3 separate regions of the Homo sapiens genome follow, and all the other regions are linked to region 1. A link is a loop called in an ENCODE intact Hi-C map of the cell type or tissue named here. Cell type or tissue: heart right ventricle. All regions are shown on one strand. Each heading gives the region's core, and the rest is flanking DNA. Links, peaks and the distances in the headings are about the cores only. Region 1 overlaps DKFZp451B082 (a long non-coding RNA gene). Region 2 holds the start of LOC105378106 (a long non-coding RNA gene). Region 3 overlaps LOC124901498.

The links. A loop is a pair of places that touch in the nucleus more often than their neighbours do. Peaks named below come from ENCODE experiments on the same cell type or tissue, not always from the same donor. Only the 100,000 strongest peaks of a DNase experiment are listed, where the experiment ranks them.
Region 2: it touches region 1 in a loop (3-fold over the local background); 4 of 110 quality-filtered maps call a loop at or near these places.
Region 3: it touches region 1 in a loop (5-fold over the local background); 3 of 110 quality-filtered maps call a loop at or near these places.

The regions. Positions count from the first base shown.
Region 1 is chr6:163,332,959-163,338,857 of GRCh38, reverse strand. It overlaps DKFZp451B082 (a long non-coding RNA gene), which reads left to right. Exons shown (of 4, transcript NR_033862.1): 4 at 1-516. Among named protein-coding and RNA genes, the nearest start is that of DKFZp451B082, 11 kb to the left of the region's middle. RefSeq lists an enhancer at 2,848-3,661. In heart right ventricle, for the core only: a CTCF peak has its summit at 2,996 (motif pointing left); a DNase peak (open chromatin) is centred at 2,957; H3K27ac peaks cover 5,000 bases.
Region 2 is chr6:164,082,759-164,088,657 of GRCh38, reverse strand. LOC105378106 (a long non-coding RNA gene) reads right to left here and starts at 2,659. Exons shown (of 2, transcript XR_943218.4): 1 at 2,338-2,659; 2 at 1,659-1,845. In heart right ventricle, for the core only: no CTCF peak of the experiment used is centred there; DNase peaks (open chromatin) are centred at 2,987 and 3,307; H3K4me3 peaks cover 1,284 bases; H3K27ac peaks cover 2,830 bases.
Region 3 is chr6:163,706,687-163,712,585 of GRCh38, reverse strand. It overlaps LOC124901498, which reads left to right. Exons shown (of 5, transcript XM_047419664.1): 5 at 1-531. The coding sequence ends at 163. Among named protein-coding and RNA genes, the nearest start is that of QKI, 290 kb to the right of the region's middle. RefSeq lists enhancers at 4,133-4,252, 5,735-5,804. In heart right ventricle, for the core only: a CTCF peak has its summit at 718; DNase peaks (open chromatin) are centred at 685, 1,846, 2,784, 3,854 and 2 weaker places; H3K27ac peaks cover 4,841 bases.

The sequences.
Region 1 (5,899 bases), core at 399-5,398:
CCTCAGGGGATCTTAGTGGGTGGTCTATGGAGAGACTTTAGTGGGTATATGAATCCCCAAAATTGTAGGCAAAGTTTGTGTATGCTGTGGCCTATCGACAGCGGGGACTCTGCCGCTGATTTCTCCTAAGAAGCCTCCTGGGGGTTTGAGCGAATCGTGGTGGTCTCCTTCCCTCTGGAGTGATTAGTTTTGGCTTTGGCTCAACATGGTGCAGACCCATGGGATCCAAAGGGAAGTTGGCCGGGCATTTCTGGGAAGGATGTCTCTTCTTCTGATTTCTGAGTGAGGGTAGGAAGCCCTCTTCTTCATCAGACGCCATGGCTCTTACACGAATGATGCCTAGAGCAGACACAGCCCTTCCAGGACCAGAGGCCAAGGCTGACAATGGGACAAGAGGGCGGAGGAAGAAGTGGGGAGCACCTAAGCCTTCCTCTGACCAAGCACTGTCCTAACCAATTCTGATTGGTTCACTTCTAGTTACATGATATAATAAACGTCCTATTTCTTAAGGCACTTTTAACATGAGTGCAGCATTTTAGAGTTTCATCAGGTGATCCACTGGATCTGAGTCTCTGCTCAGGCTTAAGGATGCCCATAAAAGGTGCCCAATTAAATGTTGATTGGTTGATTGGCACACAGAGAATCGCTGGAAGTGCCGCTGAGTCATCCAGGTGCTAAGAGAGCTTGCCAGGCCTGTCTAGAGGAGGTTGGCCAACTGGAGTGTGTTGTTCTCCCACTCAAGTCCACTGCCCAGTGCTGCCAGGTGTGGGAGAGCAACTCAGAGAGGGCTGGATGTTAGACCAAGCAAGGTCTTGAGAGTGTCACGCTCAGGGAGATGCCCAAGAGGGGACCAGCTGGCTGTTTGTGTGGGTGTTTCCTCACTGGGTAAACAGGAGAGAATCCTCCTTATCAAGGGCCTGTAGAGTAGATGGACTTAAGCTTTTGCACCCACTCTGGCTGAGCTGTAGTGTTAAGAAGGATTCTGAAGCTGTGTCCATATTTAACTGGAAACTGTGCCGTGATTATTAGTTAAGTGTCCCATGGATACAAATGGAAAGAATCGAGGCATTCACGCCAGTGATTCATCCCCCCTGTCTAGGGTCTGGTTCTCGGCTTTTTAGATCAGGAGACTCAGGGAGCCCCTTCAAAGTAGATACCCACTTCAAAAGTGGGTTCATCTATCTCCTGGAAAATGCCCCACTCCCTTTGATAGACTGTTCTGCTCAAAAACATCTTCTGACTGAGCACAGTGGCTCACGCCTTTAATTCCAGCACTTTGGGAGGTTGAGATGGGCAGATCCCTTGAGCCCAGAAGTTTGAGACCAGCCTGGGCAATATGGTGAGACCCTGTCACTACAAAAAAATAAAAACAATTAGCCAGGTATGGTGATACAAGCCTGTAGTCCCAGCTACTTGGGAGGCTGAGGTGGGAGGATCAGCTGGCCCCAGAGGTCAAGGCTGCAGTGAGCTGAGATCATGCCACTTGCACTCCAGCCTGGGTGACAGAGTGAGGTTTTGTCTAAAAAATTAAATGAATAAGTACATAAATAGGTCTCTGAGGCTGAGGACAGGCATCCTCCGGGGATGGGTGGCGCTGTCTGAAGCTGTCTTCCTCTGTCAACTAACAAGCTGGCACCAGAAATTCCAGGTGGTCTCCTGGGCACTCGGTGGACCCTCAGCTCTTCCTCGGACGGTGGTGGGCAGTCTTGGACACATCTCCTTTTTTGGATCCCGTGAGGAAGAGTGTGACCTTTCTGCTTGGCACTTGGCTCATCAGCCTGATGCGCGCATAGCGTGGTAGAGGGCCAGGTGCACAGACGTGGTGCTGTGACCCTGGGGAAAGCTGTCTCGGGGCCCACGTCTCCCATGCAGAATGAAGGGCCCCCTGCAGATCTGCTCCATGTGCCGTGGAGTTGCTGGTTCTGATTAGGGAATGGTTTCCTTTAGTCCCTCCGGGTCTAGGAATGCTCTCTGCCCACCTGGACACTGTTGGGTGAGCACAGGATAAACATCACGAAATGAAGAGTGCCATCTGCAGAGCCAAGAAGCAGAGGCTCGCTTGGAGAAGGACAGGACTGGGCCTAGAAGGGTTTGGCGGGTGGCTCTGCCTGGCCATTTGGGGACAGGAAAGGAGAGGGAACCCCAAGTAATGGGAGCGGCCTGAACAAAGGCCAGGACAGGATGTAGGGCTTGCTTGGGGCCTGGTGACTGAGGCCCCATTTGCCTGGCCGAGGGTCTGTGTTCTACTCAGGGTTGAGAAGTAGGGAAGGATTGGAGGAGGTTAAGGACTTGAGGAAAATGAGACTTTAGGAAGACTCCTGTGGCTGCTGGGGGTGGGAGGGAGAGGAGGGACTCCAGAGAGGCAGAGAACTGTCCAGGAGGGGGTGAGTCTTGGGCTGAGGGTGCTGGCTCCATGCTGGGGGTTCATACCAGAGGCCGCCAGGAGCTCAGGTGAGGGCTGCTGCGGAACTCCCCTTCCTTGGCCAGGCCTCCCTCCCCTCCTTTCCCTTCCCAGGTGTGCTGACGACTCGGTGGACTCAGGTGGTGCTGGCCTCCCGTGCTCAGGGACTGAGAGCTGGTTGCTCCTTCCTACACAGCCCCTCTTTGAGAGACTGCAAACCTACCCCCAGGCAGGCAGAGCTGGGGGACGGGGAGTCAGCCACCGATGTGCTTGAAGCAAAGCAGATGGTGCTCTTGGCTCAATGGAGGTGGCCGAAGGACATGACCTTCCCCTCCGGCCTTTCTTTTGGGAAAGGAAGTCTTTGGTAGTTTGTAGCAACTGAATAAATCTTGTCATTTTGATAAGCAGGGTCCCCGTTTCGCTCCCTGAGCGGAGAAAGCGCCACACTTCCTCCGATTGTTCCCGCTGATGGCATTTGAGTCTGTGAGGCGGGATTGCTGTCCCGGGGAGTTTAGGAAGGAAGTGCAGGCCCCGCCGCGGTGGCAGGAGAGGCGTGCGGTGCGGGCCGGTTATTCTTGGAGGTTATTTCCATCTGCTGGGCCTGGAGCAGCTCAGGTTTCTGCACCCAGGCCAGCCACGTCATGGGAGGGTGAGGCTTTGCTTTATAATAATAGACTCAGGCTCTCCGGGCCAGGCTGGCGGCTCCTTGAGGACATCAGGCCGCCCTGGCTCAGTGTCCCCCAGGACCTGGAGTGCCCCAGGAGCACCCGTTTGGTGTCCCTGCCATGCCCCAGGACCCTCCATGAACAGCAGCTCCTCACGCAGCTCCCAGAAAAAAGCAACTCCCGGGAGACTGACCCGGGAAAGCCACGTGGGGAGAGCCTGGCCGCAGCTTCCCAGAGTGGGAGGAAGAAGGTTCTGGTGACCCGAGCTGCCTGTGGTGTGGCAGCCACTGTCCTGGGAGGCAGGAGCCCCTGGCAGGGCGAGGGTTTGCTCTCTGTCTTCCGGGCACCCCATGCAGGCCCCACTCAGGCCACTTTATTTTTAAATTTCAAGTCATTTGTATGGTTATAGATGTTAGTTTGCTGGCCAACATAAATTACCACAGACTGGGTGCTTAAGTAACAAGAATGCACCGCACAGGGTCTGGAGGCTGGAAGTCATAGGCCAAGGTGCAGTCGCAGCTGGGTCCTGCTGAGGCCCCAAGGGAGGCGTGGCTCAGGACTCACCTCGGCACCCGGAGGTGGCCGGTGGTCTTTGGTGTTCCTTGGCTGGTAGAAGCATCATCCTGGTCTCTGCCTTCCTCTTCACACAGCATCTCCCTGCATGTGGGTCTGTGTCCACATTCCTTCTTTCTATAAGGACACCAGACATATTGGATTAGGGGCCCACCCTACTGTTTGACCTCATCCTAACTTGACTAATGACACCTGCAATAACCCTCTGTCCCAACAGGGTCACCTTCTGAGGTCCTGGGAGTTAGGACTTCAACACATGAATCTGGGGGACACAGTTCAACCTGCGACAGATGTGGCACATACGGATGGTAGAAACTTAGAAAATAGAGATGATCAGAAAATGAAGGAGTAAAAACTCTACATTTTTATGGCTCAGAGATCGTCACTGTGACTAGCTCAGGGTACATCCTCCTGAAGAAACCGTGTCTCAGAATAAGACAGAATGTGTATCCCGTTGGGTAGCCTGCTTTACACAACAGTCTCCATCTCTCTAGTCTGCCACATTTCTTCTCTAATACCTGGTCTGTGTTCAAATTGTGTGTTCTTTCTGGTAGCTTCGTTCAAACCAGTAACCAGTCCGTGGCCATGCATGTTAACTGGTGGTTGTGTCCCTGAAGTCCTCTTTTTATGGTATTGGCTTATTTTGGGCCGGCTGTGTTGCACAACCCCTGCATTGCCTGTAAACTGGCGCTCATAGCTAAACCGCTGATGGCCTCGAGTTAAACGTTGCTGGACAGAAAGCATTGCAGGGACTTCTACTTGCTGCAGGTCAGAAGACACAAAACATCTGGTTGACCTGTGTCAGGGTTTTGCCAGGTCCAGGCGTTCCTGCACTGGGTGGGAAGTGGAACAAGACAACCTCGACTGGCCCTTGCAACACTGAGGATTTTCAGCTTGGAAGTTTCTGATAGTTGTCTTTTCTGGTGGCAGCGGCATTGGGAGAGGGGGCGTGGCAGGGTCTTCGGATCGGTCCAGGCTACTGCCCTTGAGGATTGCACTGAGGGACTGTCCCAAAACGTCCAGTTCTAAGAATAGTGTTCCTTGGATTCCTGACATTTTGCCCACAAATGTGGAGTGAGGGGCACGTGCTTTCCTCACTGCAACTGCGTCTCTCACATACAGCAGGCTGCGATCACACGGGGTCAGCTGCACTCTCGCCAGTCCTCCCTCCTACACCGCTTCCGGGAAGGACCATGACTTTTTTTATCCAACATTTTATGGTTTATTTTTCTTTGGAGGAACAATTTACCAGGAAACACAAATTTCTTGTGTATATTTGCTGGTGATTTGACAAATGCAAACACTTTTATAACCCAAACTTCTGTCAAGTTCTAGAACATTCCCATCACCCCATAAAGTTATCACTCCATAAAGTTCCCCGGCGGCCTGCCCCAGTCAATCTCTGACCACACAGAAGTAACATCATCACTGTTCCTGTTTTTTTCCACGATAGACTATTTTGTCTTTTCTAGAACTTTGTGTAGATGGAATCTGCAGCACGCTGTCTTACTCAGCGAAGTTCTGGGTTTCATCCACGGTGGTGCAGGTGTCCCTAGCTTGCCGCTTTTTCTTTTTTTTGAGATGGAATTTCGCTCTTGTTGCCCAGGCTGGAGTGCGATGGTGCAGTCTTGGCTCACTGCAACCTCTCCCTCTTGGGTTCAAGCAATTCTCCTGCCTCAGCCTTCCAAGTGGCTGGGACTACAGACATGTACCACCATACACGGCTAATTTTGTAATTTTAGTAGAGGTGATGTTTCACCATGTTGGTTAGGCTGGTCTCGAACTCCTGACCTCAAATTATTCGAGTGCCTTGGTCTCACAAAGTGCTGGGATTATAGGCGTGAGCCACGGCACCCCTGGCCTAGCTCACTGACTTTTATTCCTTTATTGTGGGAACATACTGTGGTTTCTTCATTCCTTCTCCTATTGACGGACACTTGGGCTGTTTGAACATTTTTGCACAAGTAATTTTGTGTATGAATGTTTTCCTTTCTCTTGGATAAATATCCAGGAGTGAAATGAGTGGGTCATAGTTGAAATGATGGCAGCATTTTACTCCCCCACAACAATGTCTGAGTCCTGGTGTGACCTAGTCTATTTGTTGCCTTTCTGGAGAATGTGTGGTGTATTTTAATGTGGTTGACTTGCATTTCCCTGATGATTTATGAAAACAAGAACTTTTTTAGCATGCTTCTTGGTCATTTGTATATATTCTTTTGTGACCCTAACTTTTTAAAATTAATTTTTATTTCTCTTCCTT
Region 2 (5,899 bases), core at 1-5,000, 750 kb before region 1:
TTTATTAAATTACCTAGAGTTTTTTGTTCATTATTATTTCAAAAGTTATTTAATGCAGTCTTTTTCTGTTTTTATCACATTTCTCTATTATTATTATTAAATCTTTTGTTTTTCTTTGTTGTTTTCTTTCTTTTTTTTTACTTAGGATTGCAAGTCTTTTTTCTCATTCTTTTATTTTTATTGACATGGATGCTAGGGCATAAATTTTCTATTATTGCTGCTTTAAATGTAACTCAGATTTTTTAATACAGTGTTTTATTTTTTTATTTCTTGAATTATAATTTTAAATATTAGCTCTACCACGTTGTTTTTTTTTTCTTCAGAGATTTCAATCATACACACACACACACACATGCACACTCATACACATATTGTATTAGGGTTCTCCAGAGAAAAGATAAACAATAGGATACATGAAAATTTGTTTGAAGGAAGTAGATTGCACGATTGTGACGCTGGCATGAGAAAAATGTGCAAAGCAGACCAACTGCCGGGAACTCACCAAGAGTTGATGCTGCAAACTTGAGGCACAATTTATTCTTTTCTGGGAAACCTCAGGTTTTTCTCTTACTTCCTCAACTGATTAGGTGAGGCTCACCACCTTATCCAGAGTTACTTTCTTTACTTTAAAGTCAATTGATTATAGATGTTAACCTACATCTACAAAACACCTTCACAGCAAAACCTGGGTTAGTGTTTAAGTGACTGGTTTCTACAGCCTCACCAAGTTGAAACATAAAAGTAACCAGCACAAATGTTGCATCTTTCTTCTCCAACATTTCAACCATTTTCTCTTTCACTCTTTTTATCCATCTTCTTTATATCTTTATGTTATCCTCTTGATTGTGTTTCTTAATTTTTCCATGACCCTTATTAAGCTTTTATTTGAGTCTATTCTTCTTTGGTCATCTTTGGTAATTTAGCCTTCATTTCCTTTAAGATTCTAACATTTTACTCTCTTTTCTGTCCTTGCATTTCCTTAACTCTTGTTTTATTTTTTTGTTCTGTTTCCTGCCTCTATTTTTATTTTTAAATTTTCGATCTAAAGTATTTCCTTATCTTCAAATTCTTTTTTGTGTCTATTTAATTCAGTTTTGATACTTCTGTGACAATTTTCTTCTGTTTCATGCTTGATTTTTTTTTCACAGCTTCTATCTGTTGGTTCACATTTTCTATTTTCTTATTACAGTTTCCTGTGAATGTGGTCCACATTTTCTCTTCCTGTTCATTTCATGGGTGTGATTTCTAACATGAGAGTGCACTTTTTGGTACATCTGTCTTCTTTGGTTTGGTTTCCTTGGTGGATGGTGGTAGTGATGATGGAGGGAAAGAGATGGTTTGCTGGGTCTGCTATGCTGTCATCTCTCATCTCTGTAGGTCCCCCTCGGTTCCTCCCTTCTCCTTCGTGACATGTCCCTGGTGGTTTCCATTCCTTCTTTGTGCATCTTCTCCAGGAGAAGCCCACCTCTGGGGCTGCCTCTTCCTGCCTGACTCATGTTCAAAGTCCCTTCCAGGTGGCTGTTGCTCTGAACTACCAAGGCCTGAGCCATCCATCACCAGTCCTTCAGCATCCAGGAATGGATTTTTCTTTTTGAGGCCAGATGGTCTTTGCCTCATCTAAGGCACCCTCATCCTGTGTTTTTGTTTGTTTTTTTTTCCACAAAGTCACATAAACCTTGCGGACCCCTTGCCCAGAAGCTCCCAGTGGTGGTGACAGGGGCTTAGCTGAAATTTGGTCTCCTTCTCTGTGTTGAAGTAATCTTGCAGATTGTGGTGTCCTCTGTCATCTTGTGAACTGCACGTGTGGCTCACAGGTGGTTTCACTGGTTTATTTTCGTGGGAAGGCTGTGCAGGCAGATGAGAATCAGGCCCGCGCCATCCTCCCCCACACCCACGAGATTCCCCAATCCCTTTTTACTCATTTTTTTCTACTTCTCCCTCAACAAGAAGCCACGGTCATGAGAAACCTGAACGGGGACTTGAGTAACTGAGGATGCGGCGCTCTGCTGCAGAGGCAACAGGGCACCATGAACACTAGCCGGGTACATCCAAAATGGAAAAATATGACTATCTCTCAGGGTTGTCGTGCAGATTAACTGAAACAATAATCATGAAAGCACGTGGCACACAGTGACTTCTTAAGCCACCTGTCATCTCTGTAACCAGGCCCTAGAAATTGTCCTTCCGGGGTTGCTCAGGGGGTCAGTGACCCAGCCCCCCTTCACAGGAACTTGTTGGGGTGTGTCCTTAGAACCCACAAGGCAGGAAGTGAGCAAATTCTTAGTTTTCCCTTAGCTAAGAACGATCATGTAAAGAAGGTATTGGGGTCTCTGATACCTGGATACAGAATCACTTAATAATACACATCGGCTTTGCCCACAAACGGGGGAGCAAAGAGGAACCTCATAGCCTCACACTAATTCTGAGCACGTGATCAGCCTCGGCTGCCGGTTCGTCTGCTGAGGAGGAGGAGGAGGAGGAGGAGCAGCGTCTGAAACACGGGAAATGTCCGAAGCCATCTTTCCGCTCCAGCCACTTATGGGTCAGAGTGAAATCTTTCTCTTCTCTCCTCTACGTCAGTTTAGAGTCTCCTATTAAACAGAAAACATGTCGAGCTCATAGGAACACCGCTTTCTTTCCTCCTTCCTCTGAATTTTCTTCACCATCTTCCCCGACACAGGCACCCTCACCCCTGGCCCCCTGCCCACGTCACTCCTCAGTGCTGGCCTCCGGTTGTCAATAGCAGCAGCGACTGTGTCTTCATGAAGAAAGATGGATAAAATATTACCATAACCTCAGAGGCATGAGCAAAGCCCTTATTAGAATTCGGGACCTACAGCTGGAACTTCCAGCATGGGGCGGGAGATAAAGTTCACTATTGTTAGCTCACAAGTGGCTCCGACTTCCTGGCAACTGCAGTGAATTACTCAGTCATTTATGCAGGCCTTCAGAAACAGTCCACTGTTTCCCAACAAAAAAGGCATTCAGGAAGGGAGCGAAGGCTCCGCGGCCCTGGAGAGCCGGCTTTAGGGCAGCCACTGGCCGGGCGGTCTCCCAAGTCAATGGCCTCTGTGGGAAAGGCAGTGATGTCACCTCGAATGTATTTTCGGGGCTTTGCCCTGCTTTCTCCTGATCTCTCCCTCTCAGGCTGTTTCCCTGTTTTATTTTTCTCCTCTTTCTTTCTCTCCTTCCAGCTTCTTTGAGGGCATTATGACTTTTTTCCAAGTTTAGAGCTCAAATCCACTGAAGGCCCGCACGCAGCCCCATGACTGCCATGGCAACGCCGGGCCTGGTACACTTTTTTTTTTTTTTTGCATAAAAAGTAGAGAAAGATTGAAAAGAGGGACAAGAATGAAAGGGGGAACGGAGCCAGTTTGGCCTGCGCGGGGCTGGTGTCTGCTGGGCAAGGACAGAAGCACACGGGGAACGGGACTCGTGAGGCCGGAGGAGCCAGCGGAGGGGCCTTTGAGAAACAAATTTGTGATCCTTCACGGTCAAAGCTTCCGAAAAAGCTCTGCGCTTCTGACGGATGACAAGAGAGGGAGGGCAACAAAGTTCTCACAAGAAATAAGGTCTCGCTTTTGAACATGTACCCAATTGCATAGTTTAGAGGAAGCTTTCAAAAATCTGTCTAGCCTCTCAAAAAGAAAGACAAAAAGAAGAAGAAGAAGAAAGGAGCGAAAAGTCTCAAAAGGACTTTTGACCTGTGTAGAAAGAGAGCAGAAAACACGCTGACACATTTCCTGGAATACCCAAGGTCCTTGAGCTCCCTATTGTTAAACGGCCTCAGTGGAAACTCGAAGGTGTCAGCTGTGTCAAATCAACTCAAAATAATCGATGACAAACAGAAAGAGACATTCATTACTGTACCTTCTTCCCCTAGAGAATATAACATTACCTTGAACTCCTGAAAGAAAATGAATGTCATGTCTCCGATATGTTTTGTGTCCATTCTATCAAAAAGCAGATTGCAAACAGTCTGAGAAAGCAGCTCCTGAAAAATCCAGACAACTGCCCCCATGAAAGCCGGGGCCAGCAGGTGAGGTGACTTGAGCGTGCAGGCATGGATCGCGGTCTCCTGCTGCCCAGGGCTCTTCCTGCTAGCATCAGCATCTGATGGATGAGAGCCCCATCTAGTTCCTGGGCCCTGGGTTACTGCCCTCTAATCCTGTCCTTGACCTCCTTCCCAAAAGTGTTATCAGCCATAGTCCAAGCTCCATGTTCTCCATGTGGTTACACACAAATGCACCAGGCCAAGAGTCCTTGAAAAACTTAGACACTAATCACAGAAGACACAGTCCTCAAGAAGGGAATGGCAATGTTATTTCTACCAGCAGCAATGGCTCAGGCCAAGGAGTTGGAAAGAAGAGACAAAGAGGAAGGCGAAGGCAGGCTCTGGAGAGGACATGGACTCTGAGGCGGGTCTGGAGATTGTTCATGGGCACAGAGTAACAGGAATGTCCCACACTCAGGTGCAGGGTGACTGGGTGTTGAGCGGGCTGGACTCACTGACTGGCACACTATCCAGAAAAGGCTTTGTGCTTCTCCTACACATGAGCTGTGGGATCCCCACTCCTAGTCCTTGGATGGGGCAGATGCCATTACTTTCCAGTCATTAAACGTTAGGACTCTTTATTTAGTTTTCTCTCTCTCTCTCTCTTTTTGATGGAGTTTTACTCTTGTTGCCCAGGTTGGAGTGCAATGGCACGATCTCAGCTCACTGCAACCTCCGCCTCCTGGGTTCAAGCGATTCTCCTGCCTCAGCCTCCCAAGTGGCTGGGGTTACAGGCATACACCACCATACCTGGCTAATTTTGTATCTTTAGTAGAGACAGGGTTTCACTATGTTGACCAGGCTGGTCTCGAACTCCTGACCTCAAGTGATCCACCAACCTCGGCCTCCCAAAGTGCTGGGATTACAGGTGTCTTTAGTTTTCATATGATAAAATTTCTACTCCAATTGAGACCTAAATTTCAGTCTCTCGAGTGGTTCACATTATCCTGGAGTTTTGCCCAGAGGTCATGTCATTGGTGGTTGGGGCACACTGATTTGGCAGTCAGGTGGCCATACACAGGGGCTCTTTTAGAGGCCCCTCTGGGATTTTTGGAGACCGCTTCAACGGTGTCTGTCCCACCTGATCTCCAGTCCAGGAAATGCATTCTCAGCAGACTCCTCTCTCGCCAGTGCTGCCTCTACCCAGCAGGGTGCTGTAGCCTCCAGCCTGGGACCCTCCTTCCGGCAGGTGGTCCTCTTGGACAGGGTGTCTCAAGAGGCCTCCACACCAGCCATCTTCTGCAGTCTGCACTTGACCAAGAGATGCCCCACAACCTTACCCCCACAAGGTATCAGAATAGGCCACCCCCTGCCCCCCGCATCACCCCCTCTCTGTCTGCATGAGCCAGCCTCCCTCTTAAGCATTCTTGAGGTGAGACTGAGGAACCAATGCCTAATTCCATGCATCCCCCTCTCTGGGGCACTGCCTTAGACTGGCACATGCACTCTGCCACTTTGCCCCTCCTCTGGGGGACCCTAGAGGGGCCTAAGGATTCTGTAGTTGAGCAAGCTCTCCAGTGTATTGTGAGAGACCAGTCTCTTCTTGACGCCATTTCCACACTGTATGGTTATGTTCTCTTGCTGTCTCTTCCCACCCTCCCCTCTTGCATTCAGCTTGGACAGAATTGGAAAGAAAGAACATCCTGACTCCATACCTTATAGGAAAAAAGAGAGAAAATGCTCAGCTCACACTCACACCTTCAGATTCCCTGGCTGAGATTCCCCCTCCACACATCCAATTTTCCTTGGGGAGGGTATTCAGGATGATGCTCATGGAACCTTCCTTTCCCTGCTCCATTTGTGACAGGCTCCCCTCTTTAGAATGTGAGAGTTTTTATTGTCTGT
Region 3 (5,899 bases), core at 250-5,249, 370 kb before region 1:
CACCCACAGCCACCCTCAGAGCAGCCAGCCCACTCCCGGAAGAGCTGGACGCTGGATCAGCACGCTCCCCTCCAACACTCCCTGGGGAACAGAGGCCAACACATGGGCTGGAGCACCGTGCTGTGATGCCACAATTCAAGGGCCTATCTTTGTACGCAGCTGAAAAGAGGAAATTCAGCGCCAGCGTAGCTTCTCAGCGGCAGCTCACCCCAAGCTGCCAAGGAGGATGTGGGCAGGCAGTGGGCAGCTGTGTTTCGGGAGGCCTGCAACGCTCCACTTCCCTAGCGCGCTCACATGGGATCCCTGGGTTTCCAGACTCATAATGTGCACGGAGGGACGGCTGGCTGAGAAGTTTTGAAATCCATCCCTCGTCGATGGGGTCTTATGCCAGTTCTACTTAATACTTTGTTTTTCTAATTCTAAGCATCAGTTCTCTGCCAGAAAATGAGTTGCGTTTGCTTCAAAAACACTACAAAACGCAGAACTGGCAAGTATAAATGGCTCTAAATTTAATAAATATTGATCACCCAACCAATGTGCAATATTTTTCTTCCCACCCTTTCAAACCCTTCCTTGAGCTTGAAGTCAAAGTTTAGCTGGAGGACCAGCCTCCCACGCCTGTTCTGGCCTTCGTTCCCAAGTTCAGCCTGGACAGTTAATTGACAACAGGTGCGCCACCCATGGTCCTGGCAGGGCTGACCCGGGCTAGAAGCCTCCAGTGCCCCCAGTGGCAGCCCTTCTGCAGGATTTGTGTCCCAACCCAGTTTATTTGGCAAACAACAGTCTTGATGTGGGTGGAGATGGGAAAAACATCTGCCTTCCTCATCTGGCTTTCAAAATACAGCGTTGCCTAAAAGACTGGAAGGGAGGACAGAGAGTTCTAACTGGCTGGAAACTCCTGCCCAAACAGATGACTTGGAAAGCTGATTTCATTCTGGGGGATGGGTGTGGAGTGTTCTAGACCCGCCCAGCAGGTTACAACCTTTTTCTTCATTCCTTCCTTTCCAGAATTGGTTATGGCTATTTTTTCTTTTTTACCCTGAGCATCCACACCGTATCAAACACCATCCAAGTACACATATTTTGTGTGCAGTAGGTTGATAGTTTCTAAAAGAACACACAAAAGCATCTGAGCCAGACTTAAGTATCGCCAAGAAGGAAAAGGCAAAAGGGACCCTATACTTCTGTGACCTGTCAGTGAAGACTTTAAGAACTGAAAAGGACCTTGTTTCCTCCATCACGTGCTGCCCCCTTGCAAACAAGACTGGTGGCATATTTTGTTCATCAGACCATTCTCGATTCTGGACCTCCCCACAGATGCTCCGTTGCTCTGCAGTATCACCCAGTATCCAACATCGGGTGGCCACAAGCACAGCAGAGAGCTGGTATCATGAAGGGCTCTGATCTCTATAAGTTTTCATTTTTAGAAACAGGCACTTACATTCTACAAGAAGTAATGAAATGTTGGCAAGTAGCAATTGTAGGCATGGATGCAGGGGTTAAATAAAACTTTCCCTTAACCGACTGCTGGAATGGATTAGAGAAATCCTTCAAGACATAAACTGTGTGAAAGAGAAGACAGATTGCCTTTCTTCGGCTGACTGAAACTTAAATATTAAAAATTAGGCTTCTATGAAAGCAGGAAATGGAATAGGAAGTCCAAAAAGTAACCAGGAGTGGAGAGATGAGGAAGTAAGTAAAAATCATGAAGCACCTCCTTGGCTACACCCAGGACCCCGGGGCTTCACTGCAATCTCCTCTCTTTCCAGAGGTTTCTAATCTCCAGTGCTCCTCCATATCGATGCAGAGCAGGACGCCTGTGAGTGACACGAGGTGCTTGTCAAACACACAAGCTCTTGGGCTGAGAGTCTGCAGCTACAGGCCTGAGTGCAGCCAAGGATTTTGCCTGTTGATTTCCAGATGACCCAGATCCACACTTGGGTTTAGACTAGTCTCCAAAACCTAGTCTTGCTGACTTTCTTCCCATATCTATGAGCACGAATGTTGGGCCGTTACATAAGCAGCATTGGAAAATCATTACAAAATTCAAGAAAAAAAATCTGAGCTATTTAAGTACAAGGTTTACTATGAGCATTATTTTGGCTTCATTTTACGTGCCATGCTAGTTTATGAACATTCTATAAGATTTTAGGAAGACATTTTATATTCATAATCAAATATTGAAAGGAGAGGGCCCTTATAGCTAATCTGGCTCAAAATCAGCTTTCTGAGAGGATAAGGATGCTCAGGAACCACTGATTTAGGCTGGTCTACAAAATGCTGCTAAGTGTCAACAGCCTGTTGAAAGTGGCATCGCCCTTCCCTAACCTCTAGTGTCTGTTTGTGGGTGTGCTGAGGAGCTAGGAAGTGCCCATAGCCTTCAGGGAGTATCTAGTGTGGTGGCGAATGGGCAGCCCTTTAAAGCCTGTGCTTCGTGCCCAGCAAAGAGCATTCCCATCAACTCTGTTATTTCAACAGGACTGGGTCCTGGGACCTGGCAAGGAGAACCAGTGGCCCTGGACTCTAGGTTCTGCCCTGGGCTGCCCAGATCCAGCCAGGAAGAGCCCAGGGTTGGCAGGGGATGAGACGTGGGGGCTCCATTGACTGAGCTGCCTAAGTACACGCTGCTGCCTTCCATCCTGCACCCCTTCCCTGCTTGGCCACAGTCAGAGCCAAACTGGAATGAACTGCACTGAAGAGAGAAGTGGCTGCCTCCCCTCCCTCCCTGGGCCACAGCCCTGGCTTCCTCTCCTACAGGAAGGGAGGTAAAGCCGCTCCTTATGAAGGATGTGGACTCAGGAGGGGCCACACACAAAGGGGAGCCTGTCACATGGGGGGAGCAAGTCAGGATGTTACTAACAATCAAAAGCTTCCTTCAAAGGTTCCTGTTTAATTAAAAATTTCAAAGCGTAGGACTTCCAACCTGCTGGTCTCCCCAGGACACCCTGAGGGTCTCAGGGGAGGGTGCACTCAGACAGATGGTGCCTCCCCACCCTATCAGCCACCCCGGCCTCTCTCCTCAGTATCTCCAATATAGGGTTACCTCTTAGGTGGTCCTAGAGAACATTTTATTCTAGTGGTCACCTGGCTGAATGCACAGACGTCCCCTGGGACATCTTGCTGGCGCAGAGAGGGGGGCCTGAGGATACCATCACGGGCAGGCACCGTTCCCAGGACAGGGAGAGAGGAAGCAGATTCGTGCCCTTTCTTCATGGTGGGCTCATCACTGAACAGAAAGGAAATCACTGTCAGTCACTCCAGCTGCCAACCTGGGTCTCCCTTCTGCTGCTGCTGGGTAGCAGGCAGTTTTGGTGACCCCAGGTCATGCACCCAGGGGGATTTATTGCCAAGGTTCCTGGAGGACATCTGCCCCCACTGTTCCCTTTGGAGCGTCTCAGTAAGAGAACCCGTAATGTCTAAAAATAGTGCATGTCAAACTTCATAAGGTTCTAGAAAGAGGCCTAAGTATAGTTATCCACTAATAAATTAAGCCGATTTTGAGAAAGATTAGCTATAGGGGGCCTTCTCAAGATTTGATTACGAAGATAAAGTGCTGTATTAAAATATTACAGACTATTTGTAAAGCAGTATGGCACATAAAATGAATCTCAAAATAATAGTAAACATTTAAATAGCATGGATCTTTTTGCCTTGTATTTTATAATCATTTTTCAATCCTTATTATACTAAAAGCCCAGGATTCTCATTTTGTGGATATGGGGAAAAAAAAAAAAAAGCAAGTCTAAGCAAATAACAAGAAATCTGGTTTCACAACTCCTAGCCCAGTTAAGTTCTCGGGACAGAATGAGGTCCAACGTGGTCAACAAACATGACATCATGCCACCCACGAGCTGGACACGCGACACCTGGGGCTCCAGCTGGCCATGCAAAAGGGTGAGGTCTCCATCCCTCCTTCCGTGACAAAAGTAAGCTCTCCTTTCTGAAGAGCCCTCAAGCCAGAGACTGAACCCCCAAATAAAAATACAACAGAGGTCAGCTCTGAGAAACCAAAATGACTCATCACCTCACCTCCTGTCCTAAGTCCCTGGCTTCTCACACTCTCCCCTCTTGACTGTGTTTCGAGGCAAGGAAAATACCTATCATTGCCAATTATGGAACCTGTTACCAATGAAGGCCACCTTGGCTGCAAACTTATCTTTGATATGGGACATTCTCCATTGCTTGTGGTGGAGAGAACAGACCCTTTTCCCTTCTATGGTAATATGCCCCAATGGAGGTTTTCCACCACGTGAATAATCTAGACGACAGGTTTTCTGTGTAGCATCTTATGCCAATCTACGTCCCTCGTGCACAGCTTTGGAGAAGGGTCCATAGCTCTGTCTAGAGGCCCGTCCACCCTGAGCCCAGAACATCTCCATCCCTCAGGCGGCCGCCTGCAGCAGTGCAGCTGGAGGAAGTAAGTATTTTAGAGCATGTTTTCATACCTTGCTACTAGAGAAGTGGCAAAGCACTCTTGTTTTTGAGAAGTGATAACCTCTTAGAGATGAAAAAGGAAAAAGCTAAGGGGAAGCACTGAGCTGGGGAAACTCTTACAAATCAAGAATCTTATAGCAGAAGAGTTTTGCTTCTTTTGGAAACTGAATCAGTGTCACTAGTGGAATTACACCCCCGTGGGGGATGGGGGGGCACTGTTGTCTGGCAAACAGTGCAAGTCATTTGTCACACCTAAACACGACTAGGTTACCCTCAGCTACACCGTGTCTCCCACCGTGTGACCTGTGATTTCTTCCTGCTCTCCTTTCCATCTGTGTCCATAAAGACTTGGAGTGAGATCCGGTTTGCTTTTCTGCCTCCTCTGTCCTATTTGCCAGAGAAAACATTCTGGAATTCCTCCCAGGAACCTTCCCCCAGTGGTTTCTGTCCAGCCATCCGCATTCTGTCCTTTGGGGAAATATTTCTCCTACCATTCTGCACCAGCAGGTGTGCTAACGTAAGCCTGTGCACGAGCACCACTTTGCCTGAAGATCACATCTGTCACAGGAGTGTCTGTTCTGTGGACAACACTGAGGAACGCCTCTCTTTCCTCATGCCAAGCCACTAGCCCTCCACAGACACTTTCTAAAAACTGCCACCCACATCACAAATGGCTGCTTTTACTTCTCTCTCTACTCTCCCAGCTCGTTTTAAATGCTCCAGCTTAAATTTATCACATGTCCTCACTGGAGTTTACGGATAGCTTCTAATGTACCCTAATTCTAGAGTTATGGGAGAGAGGAGCAAATAAAGTACAGGATGTGGCTAAACCAATTTGTAAAAGGAAAGGAAAAAAATGCAACCCAGGCAGAAAACAACGGCATTCTTTTCCTATTAAATGTAAAGCAAATATTAAACTCCTGCAAGGATTTTAGAATTTATATCCATACCCATGCATTTATATCCTAATTGCTCATCACTATGGGAACCAGGTATTTTTGACTGATACTTTAAATATAATAAAGACACAAAAGAAAAAAATAGATCCAGCTTTCTGGGTGTAGACATTTTTCTAGGTGGTGCTTAATGAATTTAAGCTTCTGAGAGATGGTTTGTATTCATTGGATCCCCTATCCTGATACCAGACCCTAGTTCCTTGGTCTTAAACTGCAAGGATCAGACTCGCCTGGAGGCTTGTGAACATCCAGACTGGTGTGGGGCACCGCCAGAGTGTCTGACTCACTGGGTCTGGGAGGGGCCCAAGAGCCTGCAGTTCTAACAGGTGCTATAGATGCTGCTAGCTTAGGGCCCACTTTGAGAACTGGCTGCTTAGCTCAGTGTTTTGAGAATTAATAAGAGAAGGACACGTGGGAGATGAGACTCTGACATTAAGGATCACACCAAAATACCTCTACGCCCTTCGCCGAAGTCCTCACTTGGTGTCTTCATGTGCATATTCAAAACT